Linked DNA regions of Homo sapiens: region 1 is linked to region 2. Evidence: chromatin contacts called from ENCODE Hi-C or POLR2A ChIA-PET data. All regions are on one chromosome and are shown on one strand. Each heading gives the region's core, a stretch centred on a gene start or an enhancer-like site at or near the end of the contact. The rest is flanking DNA. Distances are from core to core; before and after follow the strand shown. Region 1 has its middle 65 kb from the start of PLA2G4A. Region 2 has its middle 62 kb from the start of PTGS2.

Region 1 (5,232 bases), core at 1,040-3,539, 140 kb after region 2:
TGTAATATAGATCATGCAATAGAAAATGTAGCCTTAATTGTTTTGTAATACATCCTATAGTTTGATGACTGCTTCAAAAGGGAAATTAAAGAGTAAAAATGTGTTAGTGTTTTGTATAGCACTAAAAAAAAAGCAGTAAGAGGCCAGCTATATCTGGTGGTTATAAATGTTCAAATCACTTAGAAGAATGTGTTTTCTGTAGTTAAAATGGGATAATTCTCTGCATTTACCATAATCTGTAAATACAGACACTTATCAACATTCTTCAGGTCCATTTTGCTGTATCTTTATTCTCATTATAATTCTGATTATTAATTTTAATAGATATTTAGGCCATGCCATTGAATATTTGTCACAAGTCACTCATTATTTTATGCTCTTTGAATGAGTTAATTTAGTTTTCTAGCAACTCTCAGTTTTCTGTTTCACTGACAAAGAAACTCAGAATCACACTGAGGAAGTGACTTTGAAAATGGGGCTACTAGAAACCCAGCTGATGAGTTGCAGGGTTGAATTTCAGATAGATTTATCTGATGCTGAATGCCTTGATCTTAGCTAATGCAGTATCCTGCCTCTCATAGGAAATAGAGGCTGGTATTGGAAAGGGGATAGTGAAAAGTTATATCTTCAATTAAAACAAATGGATTTACCTTCTTTTTTATATCTTGTGTGAGTTTTGTTGATTTTTGTGGTGTACCCTCTGTCTTTCAGGTGGAAAAAAAGTAAAGAAGATCAAAAGCCCAGTATTATGCATTCATTGTTGGTATGACTTATATTGTTGTTAAAAGATACTCCATCTCCTGTCTACTAAATATCAGACATTACTCATTTTTGCTTAAGAAACATTTCCCAGATGGTCTCAATTTTATTTTGTGTGCTTCCTAGATCTGACTGTATGTCCAAAGTCACCTGTTTCAAGAGTACATTGTGTATCTCTCTCCATTAGGAATAAATCACTGATCTCATCTTCAGTATTTTAAAGTAAAAAGATTAATTCTCTTTGGATCATAAAATACTAGGACCAATTTAAATGAAACATGTGACATTTGCATAAATTTGTTCTTGCTTTGGTTTTGGTCTTCTCATTTTATTCAAACACAAAAATTCTTGTAACACTAATAATAAACTCTACTCTATCCTCACGCTGTCTTGCGGCTGCAGCTACTGGACCAAGATAGCTCTGGACTATCAATGCTGGTACTAGATACTTCTATATAAATTTTTATTATAACTCCAACATCTGAAATGTAATGGAGATTATAGTTCATTAATGTTACTATTCTCTTTAAATATGGCGCCTGTTTATTTCTACCTGTTTTTACAGAACACTCATAAGACCCTATTCTGTTTGCACCTGACAATTTAATCTGTGTGTTGTCTCCCTCTGGCTGTGAGATTAATATATTTTGACCATTCTATGAATTGCTTGAAAATAGACCTTATACACTAGTATTTGAAAGTTTGTCTTGTAATACCTTGCAAAACTTCATACACTTTTTGTTATCATACTAACCAAAAAAATATACGTGGAAGGGTAAAGATCGATAAATCAATTGGCTAAGTAAGTGATTGAGATTTCTGCTTCCTTTTATTTCTTCCCTGTTATAGATTCAAATTTAGAATTTCTATAGTTATATATGGAAATAAGGCCTATTCATTCAACAGTCATTTATCAGTAGTCACTGAATTTCCTGCCCTGGGAATCACAGTCTAGCAGCATAAGCAGAAAGGTTGACAAAGTAAACAACTAGAGTGGAAAGTCTAATCAGACAACTTTGCTAAGGTGACCACTTTTAACTCTCTACCATTTTTAATTCATTCTTGTCTCTGAAGGGTGCTTGTGCAGTCACAACTATGTATTCTTTTGTAAAACAGCTTACAGGGGAAAAAATTGCTGATAGTGTTGTTCATTTACATTTAATCATATTTAAAACCAATTTAGACTAGCTTGGATATTAAGGAAATTCACTGATTTATATTATTCCATAGCAACCTGACGTTAAAGAAAATATTAAACCAAGAAGCTTGTGTGCACAAATAGACTTGCCTTTGCATTGGGGAGTCCTAGAGAATTCCAGAAACATGAGCTGATCTTTTAGTAACCATAACAATGTTATCAAACACAAACATACAAGGCATTCTTTTCCAAAGTTGATCTGGAAACATTGGGATTTCCTACCTAAGGCTGTTTTCATTGGAGAGGGGTTTAGTAGGGTGAAAAGTTTACACAGTAAGAAGTAATGGAGAATGGGAGATAGAAGTCTCAATATCATATCCTCTGTTTTTCTTTTCTTGCTGTGATTGACTCATCTCATGACTACAGTGACTTATTTGACCTGTCTATGCCACAGTTTACTAACCAAACTGTGACACGACACTGCTGAGAGTTTGATTTACCATCTCTTTGTGTATTGTTGACATTCACCACTGGAGGATAAGTACTAAAAAACTATATTAGACAGGATTTTTGCAGGGGTCTAATTTCATTAATAAGAAATGTTTGGAAAAGGCAAAACTATAGAGATAGAAAGCACCTCAATACTTGTCTGGGGTTGATGGTTAAACTGGAAAGTGACTGCAAAGGGGAAGAGGGAATGTTCTGAGGGGATAGGAGTGTCCTTAGAGGAAACCGTGGTGATGGTTGTACTGCAGAACTGCGTACATGCACTAAAAGCCATTGAACTCTATATTAACATCGGGTAGATGTCAAGGTATCTAAATTATACCTCAATAAACAGGTAACTTTCCTGTTGCTCCCACTTCAGTGAGAGAAAAGGCAGAGTCCTTACCATGACCCCAAGGATTGGCATGATCTGGCCCCTTTCCTGCTTCTTTGTTCTCAGCCTTCTCCCCTCACTCACCCACTCAGCCACCTCCTGCCTCTGGGCCTTTGCACTGGCTGTCCCTTTATCTTAAACAATCATCTCTGTATCTGTGTGAGTCCCTTCCTTTCCCCCTTCAAGTCTTTGTCCAAATGTCACCTCCTGAGAGAAGGCTTTCCAGACAACTCTACTAAATTGCAACCTTCCCACCTATCTTCTTCCCCAGCTTTGTTTCTCTTCGTGGCACTTATCACCATGTGTGGATTTTTACATGCATACTGTACATTTTTCTTATTTGTCTGGTATACTGTTTGTCCCTGTCCATCTTCCACCTCCCTATCCTACCTTCAACTAGAAACCTGGGCTCCAAGAAAGCAGGGTCTTCTTTGTCCATAGCCGTGTCCCCAGCATTAGCACAGAGCCTAGCGTGTAGCAGTAGCTCAAAACACCTTAGTTAAAGGAATGAATGGCAGAGCGGTGGGCTCTGTGTCTGAACCTCTGGATAAAGCAGGAGCAGATGGTCTAGGGCGTGAGTCTGGGCCCAGGGACTGCCATATCTGTGCTAGTTTTCATGGAGGTAGAGGGGACGATGGTGGTAGCTGTGGACAGTGATGGCTAAGACACTTTCTGATCTTGGACCTGCATATCTCATCTCACAATTTCCAGGGACATCCCCTAAGGGCCCCAGGAGGTAGCCAAAACCATAACGGATGTACAGGGGCCACAGGAATCCAGGCTTTCTAGCACATCCTCACTGGTCATCTGAATATACCAAGAGTATCAGATAATCCCACCTCATCCCAAGATGTTTCACGATGCATTCATTACCCACCTGAAGAACACCTGCTCTGTGCCTGCCCCTGAGCCTGACAGTGCTGAAGACAGCACTATTAGGGTGGTGACTGAGACAGTCCTGGCTCTGCCCTCCTGGGGCCCTCAGTCTGGTGTTGGGGAGAAAGACAGCTCAGTCACTGCACAGTGACCACCCAGAATGAGCAGGGCAGGGGTAGGGAAATCATAGCTGGGGCGGGGTGGGGGGGTGCCGCGGAAGCCCAGAGGTGGCACCTGACCGTCTGAGGAGGTTCAAAAAGGGGTTCCCAGGAAAGGGAACATCTGACATCTGCAGGACTAGTAGGATCCACCTGGTAAAGAGAGGAGAAACATGGGCAAAACCTGGGAGGAAAGAGATGGTGAGGCAAACTCCTGGAAATAAAAGAGGTTTACAACGACTGACCCTCCTCTAGTCCAGTGGTTTTCAAGGAAGAGGAATTTTTCTCCCTCGGAGACACTTGGCAGTGTCTGAAGACATTTTTGGTTTGTCACAACTGGAGAGGAGTATGTACTGCTAACATCTCATGTGTAGGGGCCAGGGACAGCTTCTTAACAACGAAGAACTTGCCAACCCAAATTATCAGTAGTGCTGAGGTTGAAAAATCCTAATCTGATCTGAAGAAGAGAGTCAGGTTATGCAAAGCCTTCATCTGCTAAAGAATGTGTACTTTATCCTGATGGCAATGAGTTTTAAGCAGACACGGGTCAAGAGTAGATCTGATTGTATCTGGAAGCTGAAGGCTATCAGGGCAATCTGAGCTCTAGTCTCTCTCTCTGATCATCCCTTACCTCACCTATAATCAACAGCCACTAAAAAGGAAAGAACTCCTTTCAGCAAGACTGTGGTGCCCCTGAAGACAGGGACAGAGCCTTCATTGCAAAGCTTATTCAACAGACATTTCCTAAGCTGCCCCCAGGCTGTGCGCTGGTTGAGAATCCTGAAAAATTCAGACCAGGTATGTTGGGCTTTTTATACAGATCTTACCCTTGTGTCATTTCCTGTTGATACTATTTGTCTCCTACAGTTCCTGGCATAGACTTTTGTCACCTCTAGTCTCCTCTCCCACTCCACTGATGGCAAGGACATGGCTAGAGACATCTTTGTGGCCCACCACTGGGCTGGCCCTCCTGTTCAACCCCTCCATTTACCACTGGAGAAATGAAGGCCTGCAGAGGGAGAGGAAATTACCCAAAGTCACCCAGAGAGTCTCCTCCTGTCTGACTAACGCTCCTCTCCCCTGTGCTACTACCCACATGTAAGCCACATCCGAGTGGGTATGTCCACAGCACTTCAATTCCTCAAGTACCTGAACAGTGGCTGCCTGAACGGTCCGATATGCTCTGCAGCTCAGTTTGGTTGACGAGGCAAGTCAGAAGTTATCAGCTCTTGGGGTGATTCCTCCATAGGATCAATTTATGCTCAAAGCACACCCATCTCAGTCCTAATCACCTTGGGTCAGTAATGTCTGCCAACTTCTACATGGAATGGTTCCCAAAAGTAACCTGGGTGATCTGCAAATAGCTTAGTCTCTCTGTTCCTTGGATTCCCATCTGTAAAATGGGTCTGTTGACCTCCGCA
Region 2 (4,671 bases), core at 873-3,372:
AAAATTAAAAATGAATAAAATGTTTTAATCTTTGATAGGTGAAGAAATGGGGGCATTTCTATTATGACCTCAAAACTAAGAAAGTCATTGGTTACACTGGTGCATAAAATTACAGATGAAGTCAGTGCTGATTTTTTTTTTTATATTATGCACACTATTCCTGTTGATTTCTTCCCACAATGCATAATCAGGCCTATTATTTTGAAATAGACTTTGGAAACATTTTTGAAGCTCTGTGTCCTGTAAAAGGAGTGAAGTGTTGCCTCTGAAATATCCCTTAAAAATTACAGTTCTTTGAATAATAATGAGAAGTCTGTGATACAGTTTTGACCAAAATTAGCATTACCCAGACTGATTAGCAATTATAGTCATCAGCTGTGATGACAAATGACCACTGTCTGTTAAAAAGGAAAATCAAACATCCCCAAATTAGAAATCTATGCTGTCATTGGGGATATTCAGAAAAATGCAATCCTGACTTAGTTGGCAGTTCTTAAAGGGGTACATGAAAACTATTTTTAAAATTATTATTGGAATTAAGGTAATTTCTAGCCAGTTTTTATTTTCATGAGCACAACATTAATTTACTTAAATTGCCAGTTCTGATATGTTTGTTAAAGTCAGGTTTTCTTTTTATAGTCATTTTTTCTATTCATTGTTTTTAAAATGATCACTGAGAAATTAATCTATACAGACATATAAATACATGGTTTGTGAAAATTCACACTGTATATGTGTGCTTGTGTAAATGTATTGATAGATCTATAGATATAAGCAGAGAGAAATGTTATTTATATGTCTAATGTAGTTTTAATGTAAGTGATCATGTTATATTGTTCTGCAACTTGATTTTCTACTTATTATTTTAGCATCAATACATTTGCATGTTTTTATATCTCATTTTTTTTTTTTGAGATGGAGTCTTGCTCTGTCGCCCAGGCTGGAGTGCAGTGCCGCGATCTCGGCTCACTGCAAGCTCTCCCTCCTGGGTTCACGCCATTCTCCTGCCTCAGCCTCCCGAGTAGCTAGGACTACAGGCACCTGCCACCACACCCGGCTAATTTTTTTGTATTTTTAGTAGAGACAGGGTTTCACCGTGTTAGTCAGGATGGTCTCAGTCTCCTGACCTCATGATCCACCCGCCTCGGCCTCCCAAAGTGCTGGGATTACAGGTGTGAGCCACCGTGCCTGGCCCACATCTCATTCTTTTTAATGGCCACTTAGTATTCTGTGGTATGGTTATGCTAAAAATTATTTAATCATTCTTCTACATTATTGAAATATTCGTATACATACATACTCTTAAGAGAGTGCCTGGCACAGAGTAAGCTCTCTATGTGCTAGATCTTATGACTATTGCTATATTTTATTGTGATTATTATTAATACATTGCAGATGAGAAAACTGAGTATCAGAAAGATTGGGTGACTTTAACAAGATTGCATGGGTAGTAGAAAAGACAGAATTGGAACCCAGGACTTTTAAATTTTATAAGAGGCAATGACAATACCTGTGTCAGGTTAAAGAAAAAAAAAGGAAAGAAAGAAAAAGAGGTCTAAAGCATACTCTGGGAGAATGGAGAGAAAAACAACTGTGTGATGGAGTCAGGAAAGGACTTCGTTTGAGCTGATCACTATTCCCCTCAGACTAAAACAAAGTGTTTGTCCATCTGAAAGTGCTGATCTACAGTTTTGAGACAGAGGGCAGTGGATGGACAGTGGATGGGTCGGGTTTTGGCAATGAGAGGGAGCTGATTTGAATTAGAGGAAGTAAAAAAGTATGGGAGAGTTCTGTGGGGAATCATTAGGACTCCTTAGGAGATAACAGACGATTCCAAGCAGCAGATGAGGTGAAGTCGAACTCCACTGGACCTGTGGTGGGTGTGGCCAGCGTCATCCATCCAGAGTGAACCCCAACAGGAGCCACTCCGGGGCTGGGGCAGGCGGATGATCTGCAGACAAGGCTTTTAATGGGCTATGTTTGGGAAAAATATATTTTATATATAATAGATTATATTTGTAAAGACTTGTAGTTTCAGGATTTCATACAAATTAGCTTTCCAGTATTGAGCCACTGCAGTTAGGGCCCGGTCTCTGTCCAGCAGGCTGGGTGCCAAGTTCAGTGTCACAGCGTTCAGCAGGTGAGACACTCTTAATAGGCAGACACGGTGCCTCTGAACGCACAACGTGCAGTAAAGGAAATGCAGGCAATCCCTGTAAGGAGGAAGTGGTTAAGGGATCGAAAGCAGCTTGAGACTTGTGCAATGCAGTCATTGTCACCGAAAACTCCAAATGCGTTTTCATTTTCAAATGCTGAATTACACACAGGATTGCACAAGGAAAGTCTCAGAAGACTTCCAACCAGAGAGCCTTGATTCCAACTGGCTTTGCTTCCAAGAGCACATTCGGGACATTTTGAAAACCTGCCCCCAAAGACAAAGAGGAAGTATTTTGTTGTGGAAATCTGGTGGGTGTTTTTTGTGTGTGAATGGATGAGGAAAACTGCACGCTCGTTTAATTCAATAAGTTAATATCATCTGGCAAAAGCATCTCTCATACAGGAGGGATTGAGGGTTTTTAACAAAACATTTTCCCTATGGACCTAATTAATGATTCACTCATTTAGTGTTAATGCACTTACTCATCCTTTAATTTATTACTCAGATATGTTGGCCCCTCACATCCCATTTATCTGTTAGAAACAGTCAAGCTTGCCCAAATATGAATAAAGCTGTTCACTATTTGAGACTTGTATTGATTTTAATTATTTTTATCATAAAAATTATGCATGCAAATATAAATGGGGACTAAATTTCTTACACTTCCTTATAGTTTTTATACAACATAAAATAAAAATAAGTCTATAAAATAGAAATCCAAGCAAAATTTGAATCATTAACTTAATCAGATGAGCAATATTTTACTGCCCACAATAGGCTAGGTGCTGACAGCTATGGCCCAGGTCTTTTTATTTTTATTTTTAATATATAAATTGCATTGTGTATATTTAAGGTATTTAACAAGATGTTATGGGATACATATAGATAGTAAAAAGATTACTAGAGTGAAGCAAATTAGCATATACATTATCTTAATTACCTTTTTTAAAAATTTATTTTAATCCCAGCACTTTGGGAGGCCGAGGCGGGTGGATCACGAGGTCAGGAGATCAAGACCATCCTGGCAAACAGGGTGAAACCCCGTCTCTACTAAAAAATACAAAAAGTTAGCCGGGCGTGGTGGTGGGCACCTATAGTCTCAGCTACTTGGGAGGCTGAGGCAGGAGAATGGTGTTAATCTGGGAGGCTGAGCTTGCAGTGAGCAGAGGTCACGCCACCGCACTCCATCCTGGGTGACAGAGTGAGACTCCATCTCAAAAAAAAAACCCACAAACAAACAAACAAAAAATTATTTTGAGGGCAAGAGATCTACTCATTTAGCATGAATTCCAAATACAATGTTATTACCTACAGTCCTCATGTCATATATTAGATCTCTAGACTTGGTCATCCTACATATCTTGTACTTTGTGTCCTCTGACCTGTATCTCCTTATTTCACACCACTCCACCCCCACTAAACCACTGTTCATGCTTTACTTCTGTATATTTGAAAATTTTTTTAGATTCCTCATATAAATGAAATCATACAATATTTTTTCTTTCTGTGTCTGGCTTATTTCACATAGAATAATGTCTTCTAGGCTTATCCATTTGTAGTAAGGTCAAGGTCTCATTCTTTTTCAGGGCTGAATAATATTCCATTGTTTTGTATGTACCACACACAGTTTCTTTATCCATTTGTCCATTTACAGACACCTAGATTGTTTCCATATCTTGGCTATTGTGAATAATGCTGCAATGAACACAGGAAAATACAAAAATTAGCTGAGTGTTGTGGCAGGTGCCTGTAATCCCAGATACTCAGAGGCTGAGTCAGGAGAATTGCTTGAACCCAGGAGGCAAAGGTTGCAATGAGCTGAGATAGAACCACTGCCCTCCAGTCTAGGCAACAAAACAAGACTCTATCTTAAAATAAATAAATAAAATAAAATGAACACAGGAGTGCAGGTATCTTTACAAGGTGGTGATTAAATTTGGGGGGTATATGCAAAGATGAGGGATCACGGGGTGATGTGATAGTTCTATATTTAATTTTTTGAGAAGCCTCCATCTTGTTTTCCGTAATGGCTATACCAGTCTACATTCCCAGTGACAACTCACAAGGATTTTTCTCCACATGCCTAGGTTCCTTTGCAGTTGGCCAACATCAGCTGCAATGTGGCATTTATTGACTCCATTTGGCTACAGCTTTTCTCACATTGTCACACAGGGTGCTGGCAGAGTCTAGTGGGTAAGGGCAGAGGCTCTACAGCAAGATCGCCTAGTGGTGTGAATCCTGCTTCTGTTATTAATTACTGACTCTGTGACTTTAGGCAAGTTACCTAATCACTTTGGGATTCAGTTTCCATTTCTGGAAAAGGGTAACAATAATAGTACCTGCAGCAATGGGTTGTGATAATTCAATGGGTTAATGCCTAAAGAATAGAACCTACATAAAAATTTCAATAAATAGTAATTATTATTACTTGTACAGCAGGCTGTGATGTCATCTGGTATATAACACATTATTTATAGTTGACTATTCATAAGCCTGTGTGGTGGCTCTGCAAT

What was found. Hi-C counts contacts between places; a loop is a spot of excess contacts on that map. ChIA-PET counts read pairs that join two places held with the same protein, here RNA polymerase II (POLR2A). Pooled maps may share reads with other maps.
Region 1: a loop to region 2 is called in a map with no recorded cell type, with 3 times the contacts of the local background. The contact joins two enhancer-like sites. A Hi-C loop is called at or near these places in 2 of 168 maps with a recorded cell type or tissue (heart left ventricle and mammary epithelial cell), 5 of 37 single-sample maps with no recorded cell type and 7 of 50 pooled maps. POLR2A ChIA-PET finds 5 or more read pairs at or near these places in 1 of 52 experiments (OCI-LY7).

The regions. Positions count from the first base shown.
Region 1 is chr1:186,761,087-186,766,318 of GRCh38, forward strand. No RefSeq gene overlaps it. Among named protein-coding and RNA genes, the nearest start is that of PLA2G4A, 65 kb to the right of the region's middle. Within about 2 kb of position 2,290, at least 2 of the 41 ENCODE cell types and tissues checked have a DNase peak (open chromatin) inside an H3K27ac peak, as active enhancers do.
Region 2 is chr1:186,616,374-186,621,044 of GRCh38, forward strand. No RefSeq gene overlaps it. Among named protein-coding and RNA genes, the nearest start is that of PTGS2, 62 kb to the right of the region's middle. Within about 2 kb of position 2,123, at least 10 of the 41 ENCODE cell types and tissues checked have a DNase peak (open chromatin) inside an H3K27ac peak, as active enhancers do.